Regions from separate parts of the Homo sapiens genome. Here regions 1 and 3 are each linked to region 2. Evidence: chromatin contacts called from ENCODE Hi-C or POLR2A ChIA-PET data. All regions are on one chromosome and are shown on one strand. The core of a region is the stretch at or near the end of the contact, and the rest is flanking DNA. Distances in the headings are between cores, read along the strand shown. Region 1 has its middle 48 kb from the start of LINC02513. Region 2 has its middle 16 kb from the start of TLR1. Region 3 has its middle 6.0 kb from the start of LINC01258.

The links. A loop is a pair of places that touch in the nucleus more often than their neighbours do. ChIA-PET counts read pairs that join two places held with the same protein, here RNA polymerase II (POLR2A). Pooled maps may share reads with other maps.
Region 1: a pooled map shows a loop between it and region 2 (4-fold over the local background). The contact joins two enhancer-like sites. A Hi-C loop is called at or near these places in 1 of 37 single-sample maps with no recorded cell type and 2 of 50 pooled maps. POLR2A ChIA-PET finds 5 or more read pairs at or near these places in 2 of 52 experiments (CD8-positive, alpha-beta memory T cell and activated CD4-positive, alpha-beta T cell).
Region 3: a loop to region 2 is called in a map with no recorded cell type, with 4 times the contacts of the local background. The contact joins two enhancer-like sites. A Hi-C loop is called at or near these places in 1 of 37 single-sample maps with no recorded cell type and 2 of 50 pooled maps. POLR2A ChIA-PET finds 5 or more read pairs at or near these places in 2 of 52 experiments (activated CD4-positive, alpha-beta T cell and activated T-cell).

The regions. Positions count from the first base shown.
Region 1 is chr4:38,317,601-38,320,453 of GRCh38, forward strand. No RefSeq gene overlaps it. Among named protein-coding and RNA genes, the nearest start is that of LINC02513, 48 kb to the right of the region's middle. RefSeq lists enhancers at 329-829, 830-1,330. Within about 2 kb of position 1,396, at least 38 of the 41 ENCODE cell types and tissues checked have a DNase peak (open chromatin) inside an H3K27ac peak, as active enhancers do.
Region 2 is chr4:38,819,138-38,822,118 of GRCh38, forward strand. No RefSeq gene overlaps it. Among named protein-coding and RNA genes, the nearest start is that of TLR1, 16 kb to the left of the region's middle. RefSeq lists an enhancer at 476-595. Within about 2 kb of position 1,299, at least 4 of the 41 ENCODE cell types and tissues checked have a DNase peak (open chromatin) inside an H3K27ac peak, as active enhancers do.
Region 3 is chr4:38,527,759-38,530,652 of GRCh38, forward strand. No RefSeq gene overlaps it. Among named protein-coding and RNA genes, the nearest start is that of LINC01258, 6.0 kb to the left of the region's middle. RefSeq lists an enhancer at 1,650-1,879. Within about 2 kb of position 1,558, at least 21 of the 41 ENCODE cell types and tissues checked have a DNase peak (open chromatin) inside an H3K27ac peak, as active enhancers do.

The DNA.
Region 1 (2,853 bases), core at 146-2,645, 500 kb before region 2:
GATAAAACAGGTTGCAGTAAATAAAGAAGCCAGCTAAAACCCACCAAAATCAAGATGGCAATGAGTGTAGGATCCTCACTGCTACAGTCCCACCAGCACCATGACAGTTTACAAATGCCATGGCAACATCAGGAAGTTACCCTATGTGCTCTAGAAAGGGGAGGCATAAATAATCCATCCCTTGTTTAGCATATCATCAAGAAATAACCATAAAAATGGGCAACCAGCAGCCCTTGGGGCTGCTCTGTCTACGGAGTAGCTATTCTTTTATTCCTTTCCTGTCTTGTCTTTTTTTTTTTGAGACAGAGTCTGGCTCTGTTACCCAGGCTGGAGTGCAGTGGCATGATCTCAGCTCACTGCAGCCTCCACCTCCTGGGCTCAAGCAATTCTCCTGCCTCAGCCACCTAGTAGCTGGGATTACAGGCGTGCACCACCACACCCGAATATTTTGTATTTTTCTTTTTCTTTTTTTTTTTTTTTAGTAGAGATGGGTTTCACCATGTTGGCCAGGCTGGTCTCGAACTATTGACCTCAGATGATCCGCCCACCTCGGCCTCCCAAAGTGTATTCCTTTACTTTCTTAATAAACTTGCTTTCATTTTAGTCTACAGTCTCACTCTGAATTCTTTCTTGTGTGAGATCCAAGAACGTTCTCTTGGGGTCTAGATGGGGACCCCTTTCCTGTAACAAGTGTACAGTTGGAGGCCATTGAAAAACAACCAAGCCTAAGATGGGACATGATACCATCTTAAGAATATTTGTATTTGTCTCTCTGACACTGTCTGCAGACTAGGGTCACTCAAAGGATGGATGTGGATCTCTTGATTTTCCAACTCTCACTTTCACCAAGCATTTTGACAAGGGTTGGAGGGGTCCTTTAATAAGAGGTATAGGCGAAGGAGGTAGGAACTAGTCTCTTCATCTGGACCAGAGAAGGAACTCTGGTTCTGCAAACAAATGAAAAGCTTAGGAAGGCCTTGTCCTGACAAAATTCACAGGCTTCTAATCCTCTCCCTTCCCCACCTTAAAAACACACAAAATTAAGGAAAAGACAAGAAAGGCGGTAAGATTCTTGAAAGAGCTTTCAAAAATGAGAAAAGAAAAACAAGAGAATAAACAGCACAATGTGTCCTGATATGTTAATATGTTTCCCTTTCGTTTTGCGTTTTTTTTCCCCTTTCCTTCAAAAAAAAAAAAAAAATCTAGGATTTTGTCTCCTCTAAGGAGAAATTAGGAAGGAAAATCTGACATAATCTCCAGAGCTGTAAAACTTCTTTGTATGCCGTCACTTGAGTGCTTTTTCTTACATTCCCTTAAGTAGCCAACCTACCATGTGGCGAGTTTGTGAAGCCAGGAAGGGAGGCAGTAACCCGAGAGGCGCTGCAGGGCGGCTCCCCACGGCGAGGGAGGGCAGGCGGAGCCCCAGCTCCTCCCAGCCGGCTGAGCGCTCGGCCCCTCCTATGGCCGCAGGGGAAAAGGAGGAGAGACCTACATTTAAAAAGGCAGGAACCTACCAACTGCAGAGTGAGAATTCCCATTCGTGAGGTCAAATCGAGGTCAAGAATTTCCTAACCATCTCTGAAAACCCCCTATTTAGGGGGTCAAGTCGGGCTGGCAACGCCCCAAATCATTAACTAAATCTAACTTGATCTTCAAAAACACAGCCTAGGACTGTTTTTCTTTCTTTCTTCTGCCTGAATGTTTCTCAGTGGCATTTCTGTTACTTCCTGTTTGTGACCGGGCTTTCCTTGCCCTACTTCCTTTTTTAGGGGTTTAGGTTGCCTCGACGGCCATTTCCACTTAGATAGATGGAAAAGGGGTGTGTGTGCGTTGGATTGGAAGGGAAACAGCTCACATTTATTTTTATGTTGTAAAAGTCTTTTCTCATGCATTCACATTCTTTCATTTACGTTCTACAGCAACACTATGAGACCAACAATATGATTATGCCCAAATTACAGTTAAAGAAACTCAGGCTCAAAAAGATTAAATAAGATGTCCAAGTTCACGCATCACATAAAGGCGCAAAACCTGGATCTGCGTTCCAAGGGTCTGAAATCCAAAGGGGCTTGGGGATTTCACGAGGTCTGAATCTAAAACTGAAGTTCTTTTCATTTATTGAACCCTTAAGGGAGACCTAACTTTAACTTATTTGGCAAAACTTTATTCAGGGAAGACTTTTATTCAATCTTTATTACAGAGTTTATTCTTCAAATGTAAAGAAAAGACTTAGCTTAGTGCCTTCCCCAGAGCAGTGGGAGAATTATGAAAGATGTACTATTGCTTTTTTTTTTTTTTTTTGGCAACCTCTCTGCTCTGCTGGCTTTCACCCTGGCCATCCCAGGACCGAGCTGGGGCGTTCAAGCTTGCCTCGGAGCCAGGCCTGCACTTCCAGCGTCAGGCAGTAGGGGGAGCAAGTGTGCAAGAGGAGGAAAGCGGCTCCAATTGGGCAGGAAACGTTTGAGACCATGTGTCCTTACCCGGCTCCGGTTGAAAATTTAATTTTTTTGGCTGCCTGAATGCTTAGGACCCATGGCTCCAGGCTTCTCTGCAAAAATTTATGCTTACTGATTTGTAGGGTGGGAAAAACCAGCCTCAGGGAGTTGTAGAAAAAGATTACATGTGTCCCCTGGATCAGAGGAAGTAAAAACCTCCACACGGTTGCTGGGGAAGGATCCAGGCCTCCTGGCCTCTGCCCCTATGTGAGGGGGAGAGGACGCAGAGGCCCGCACTATGGGCCGTCCTGGGTCCAAGCATCCCAGGACCTCCACCTGAAACCTGCCAGAGAAGACAGGATTTTGTACAGTCCCTAGCGAAAGAATTGGAATGTATACAGCAAAATGGGGAGAAACG
Region 2 (2,981 bases), core at 49-2,548:
GGAAACAGAGACATCTGGTCATCCTGAGCCCTTGAATGATTTTGTGGAATAGAGACAGCTTACCTATTCTAGACCTCTTAGCTATACTTTTTTCTATTATATGAGAAAGAAATAAACCTCAATCTTATTTAAGCCTCTGTATTTGAGGTCTCCCAGTCCTGCAGCTTAGACTGTACCTTAATCGACACAATTATAGAAAAGGATATCTGCCTTCTTACCACTCATCCTTGATCTCCACTTCAGGGAGCTAGATCTGGGAGAGGGAGGGGCAAGAAGAGTGTATCTCAGATAAACCATGCCTACCTCCAAAATATATGCCAAGGTTGAGCTACAGACCTAGCCTGTGACATGCAGAAAGAAGATGAGTTTTAGATGAAGATGGAGATTTAGAATTTTAAACTAGATTGGAGTATCAGTATCTCAAAAGGACTGCAGAAGTATTAAATCTGCTCAAGATATCACTAAGGAGTGACAAGAGGGGAATTTCAGAATCCAGTTGATGGAATGACTGAGAAAAATAAACACTACTTCACATTTGGACTAGATGATGTTGAGATTCCTCATAAACTAACCGTAATTGAAACTCTCAGAAAGTCCCTGTGGTTTTAGAAATCCCCTCAGGTCTTTTACTCCCTGTAGTTTAGTCTCATTCCTTTCTAATCAAACCAGTCCCCAGAAACCTAGACAGAAATACCTCCTCCTTTCCCCATATTTGTGGTCTCATTCTCTTTAAAACTCCCACACTCTCACCGTTTATATCCCGGGTCTCCATCCACTGTCTCTTTCCTGTGCTCTTACACCCATCCACTCTATTCTCTTTGCCTATTACTCCTTTCTTTGTACCTCTGACTTTCCAAGCAGCTTCTTTTAGAGTCTTCACTCTTTCCAGGATAACATTTCTTTTCTGCTGCCACACTCAACTGAGTCTCCAGGGCATCAGAGCTGGTCATGCCAACTCCAGAGGACTGGGTTGAATAGTGTCCTCCACCCAACCTCCAAACATTTATGTCCATTTATTTCAGATTTATTCTGAAATCTCAGAATGTGACCTCATTGAAAAAAGAGTCTTTGTAGATCTAATTAAGTTAAGGACCAAGATGTGATGGCATCAGATTAAGGAGGCTCCTAAATCCAACTAGAGTGTCCTTGTAAGAGACAGGAAAAAAAAGACAGAGACTTGGAGGAGAACACCATGTGAAGACACAGGCACAGATTATTGATTATTTAACCCAAATTTGGGATACATTTTTTTAGATTGCGCATCTGCCATGTATGTCAATAGCCTACCAATAATTTTGGTTTCTCTTCTCATCTGTTGGTTCTACTGATTACGTAATAGGGTGTTGACTGGAACTTTTCTTATGACTTGGGTCCAAAACTAAAGACAAAGAAGTATTATGTACCACATTCTATAGAAAGCTGCTAACTACTGGGGCATGTCCTCCAGGGCATTCTAAGAAGCAGCTGATGCATCTGCAAACCAAGGGACGCCAAGGTTTGCCAGCAACTACCAGAAGCTAGGAGAGAGGAAAGGGATGATTTCTCCCTGACAGCCTCTGGAAGGAACAACCCTGCCAACCTTGATTTCTGACTTCTGCCTTCCTGAACTGGGAGAAATATATTTCTGTTGTTTTAAGCCACCCAGTTTGTGGTAATTTGTTTTGGTAGCCACAGGAAACTAACACATCCAGCAACACTGCCAATTTGATGCTTTCTTCGCTCATGGTATTCTTTCACTTCCAACTTTGCACCCACTGTGCCCTCCCCTTTGAAGGGTCTTCCCAGCCACATGCCCAGGACCCTTCCCAGCCACATGCCCAGGATCCTCCTGATGAAAGATCTTTCATCAAGGCTCATCCTAGCAGCCCTCCCTGGTCACTAACCTAGGTTTCTTATCTCTTTTGCTATGGTCTGGATGTTTGTGTGCCCCTCAAAATTCCTATGGTGAAATCCTAACCCCCAAGGGGATAATACAATCAGCCCTTCATATCCATGGGTTCCACATCCATAGATTCAAACAACCATGGATTGAAAATATTCAATAAATGAATAAATAAATAATAACAATATAATAATACAAAATAATAAAAATAAAAGACCATACAGTTTAACAACTACATAACATTTACATAACATTTACATTGTATTAGGTATTGTAAGAAATCTAGAGATGATTTAAGTATATGAGAGGATGTACATAGGTTATATGTAAATAGTACACTTTTTTTTTCAGAGTCAGTGTCTTGCTCTGTTGCCCAGGCTATAGTGCAACGGCATGATCATAGCTCACTGCAGCCTGGAATTCCTGGGCTCAAACAATCCTCCCACCTCAGCCTCCTGAGTAGTTGGGACTACAGGCATGTGCCGCCAGGCATGTATTTTTTTTGAGGAGGTGGGGTCTCACTATGATGCTCAGGTTGGAAGTATGCCATTTTACATAAGGGACTTGAGCATTCACAGACTTTGGAATCTACAGGGCTCCTGGAACCAATCCCCTGTGGATACGGAGAAAGAGCTGTATTAAGAGTTGGAGATGTTGGGAGACAATTAGGTCATGAATGTGGAGCCTTCATGAATGGCATTAGTGCCCTCCCCCAGGTGAGGATACAGTGAAAAGACAAGCCATCTATGAACCAGAAAGTGGGCCCTCGCCAGGCACCAAATCTGTCAGCAGCCTGACCCTGGACATTACAGCCTCCAGAACTATAAGCCATAAATTTCCATTGTTTATAAGCTACTCAATTTGTGGTACAGTCATGCAGTGCATAACAATATTTCACTCAACAGTCATGGCCCTATAAGATAATAATGGAGATGAAAAATTCCTATGGCCTAGTAACATTGCAGTGCAATGTATTACTCACATGTTTGTGGTGATGCTGCTGTAAACAAACATACGACACTGACAGTCATATAAAAGCACAGCACATACAATTATGTACAGTTCATAATACTTGATAATGATAATAAGCAACTATGTT
Region 3 (2,894 bases), core at 308-2,807, 290 kb before region 2:
GAAGGTGAGGTCTTTGGGGGGTGATTAAGTCATGAGGGTGGAACTGTCATGAATAGAGCTAATGCCCTTAGAAAAGAGGCCTGAGGAAGTTCCATATCCCCTTCTACCACATGAGGACACAGTGAGAAGGCACCATCTGTGAGGAGATGGGCCCTCACCAATCACCAAATCTGCTAGTGCCTTGGTCTTGGAATTCCCAGCCTCCAGAACTGTGAGAAGCAAATTTCTACCATTTTAAAGTCTATAGCACTTTGTTACAGCAGCTTGAACTAACTAAGACACTCCTTGGCTGCCTTCACAATGCTTACCAGGAAGTTCTCTGCAAGCCTTAAAAGTTCAAAGCCCAGAAATGGCCTCTCTTGAATGACATCCTTGGGTTTATGAATGAAATAGCCATATCTTGCATCTTTCTCCTTTGAGATTCATTCTTTTCTAATATTGCATTTACTACCCAAACAGATATTTCTGCTGATATTCATTCAATCCTACAGAGATAGACATCTAGGTAACATTATTTGCAAAATTTTTCCTGCTTCTTTTTCTTTCTTAAGAAGTTGTACCTTTCTTTCCAGTTATAATGAATAAGACAAAGCAAGTCATTCTGGACTTCTTTTTTCTCTTTTTTAAATTCATAATGGTTGTAGTTGAATAAAATATAATTTTTAATGGATATACATCTCACAGAACAGACAATACATATCTTTCAGGTAAAGCTTCTCTTTTCTCATATGAACAAATAGTATGTGAAAAATAGCAAAATAGATCATAAAGGCATCTGCATAATACATTGCAACTTTTGCTAAATTATTCTATCTTGTTCAAAATGAGACCTTCAGAAGCTTTAATTTCCTTGGCTCAATATATTGTAAGGATTAATACATATCCATTGATTTATTTATTCATCCATGTAGTATCAGTTTCATAATATGTGAGGCTCAGTGCACAATGAAAATATGGGGCCTCTTGTTCAAAAATTAAGACTTTTCTAGATAGCAGCCAGGCACAGTGGCTCACTCGAGTAATCTGAGCACTTTGGGAGGCCAAGGTGGGCAGATCACTTGAGGTCAGGAGTTTAAGACCAGCCTGGCCAACATAGTGAAACCCCGTCTCTACTAAAAATACAAAAAATTAGCCAGGCCTGGTGGTGGGCACCTGTAATCCCAGCTACTCGAGAGACTGAGGCAAGAGAATCATTTGAACCCGGGAGGCAGATGTTGCAGTGAGCCGAGATGGTGCCACTGCACTCCAGACTGGGCGACAGAGCTAGACCCTGTCTCAAAAAAAAAAAAAAAAAGAAAACGAAAAAAGAACTTTCTAGATGACAGCAGCATTAAGCCAAGCATTAAAGCCACCTGTCTAAGCATGAGTCCCTGTGTAACTCCACAGGTCCCCCACCCAGGAAGCTGGACCTGAATCCACCAAATTATAGGCCGGCCCTGGAAATACAAGGATGAGCCAGTCAGATGTGGTCTGTGCCCTCCCCTGCAGCTTGGAGAAGAAAGGTCACCATGAGGTTTAATGAGGACTCAGATAAGGGAAGTGCTGGGTCATCTAGGAGCTACCTCATCGTAGCGGCCAGCAAAGACCTTCCTGAGGAAATGACATGCACGCTGAGGCCTGAAGCTTGACGAGGCTTCAGCAGGCCAAGAGTAGGAGGGAAATTATTTTCGGGCAAAGGAAGAGCATGTAAAAGAGATTGGAGAAAAGGCTGAAGAGTGTGGCATGTCTGAGGAACCACAAGGAGTGTGGCATGGCTGCAGCACAGAGAACATTATGGGGCCTGGCTGAGGGCAAGATGAAGAGGTGGATGAGACCCAGCCCTGAAGGGAGGTTACATGGTATCCTGAAGGCAGTGGGAAGCTCTTAATGAGTTTCTTGGGCCTCTCTCAGCTGCACAATGGGCCAAAGAAGGGAAGAAATCGATGGTGGTGTCAGTGGAAGAAAACCAAGCTCCCCTGCCTGGTTCCTGATGAAAAAAGAAAAACAGCAAAAACAAAAACAGGAAGTTAGCCTGCAGAATTGCGTTGGCAGGAAGTCCTGGTTTGACAAGTCATTCAGCCTGTGCTCTGGGCCATGGACCTACCACCTTGAAGCTGGTGCTACTCCACACCTGATCAGCAGATCAGAAGAGCAGGACAGGCAGAACCTTCCTCTTCTACTGCGAGAGCTCAGTCAGTGGGAAATGTGCTCCGGGCTTCCTGGTTTGTCGCTTAGCAACACCACGTACTTGGTGCATAGGTGACCAGCACTCTCCATGAAGCCTTCCTGAGTGACTCTGCGCCCACTGTGCCTGCTGGCAGTCATGTGTTTACCGGTTTGCCTCACCTACCAGACTATGTGTTGCTTGCGAGCAGGAGATAGGTCTTACTCACTTTTGGATTCTAGTTTCTCACAAAGTAAACCATAAATGTATTGGTAAACTGAATTAACTTATACTAAATCTAGTTATATCTGAGGTATAGTATACATTCAGTCATTTTGGGAAGACAACTTGTATTAAAGATATAAAATTTTTATAAGAGAAAAGTCCTTTGAGTTCTGTGCCTCTGGCTTTAAGATATGCTTTTGACATCCAATATTTTTCTAATTTGGGACTTTTCAGAAATGATCAAGGCAATGTCCATTTGATATAGTATCCCTAGCAGACAAGGATTATGAGTTTTTAGCATTGAGTTTCCACAGGGCATGGTGTATAGTAAGTGGTTCATTATTTAATGAATGTATAGATCACATACATCCATGTACACCAATTCACACATACACTTTGCATTACTAAAGGGTTTTACAGGTACATATTCAGTAGTTTTTTTAAATGTATAAGAAAAGTATAAATAGGAAAGTGTACCATAGTATATATGATACATATCTAAGATGTGAAGATTATGTTATTATGC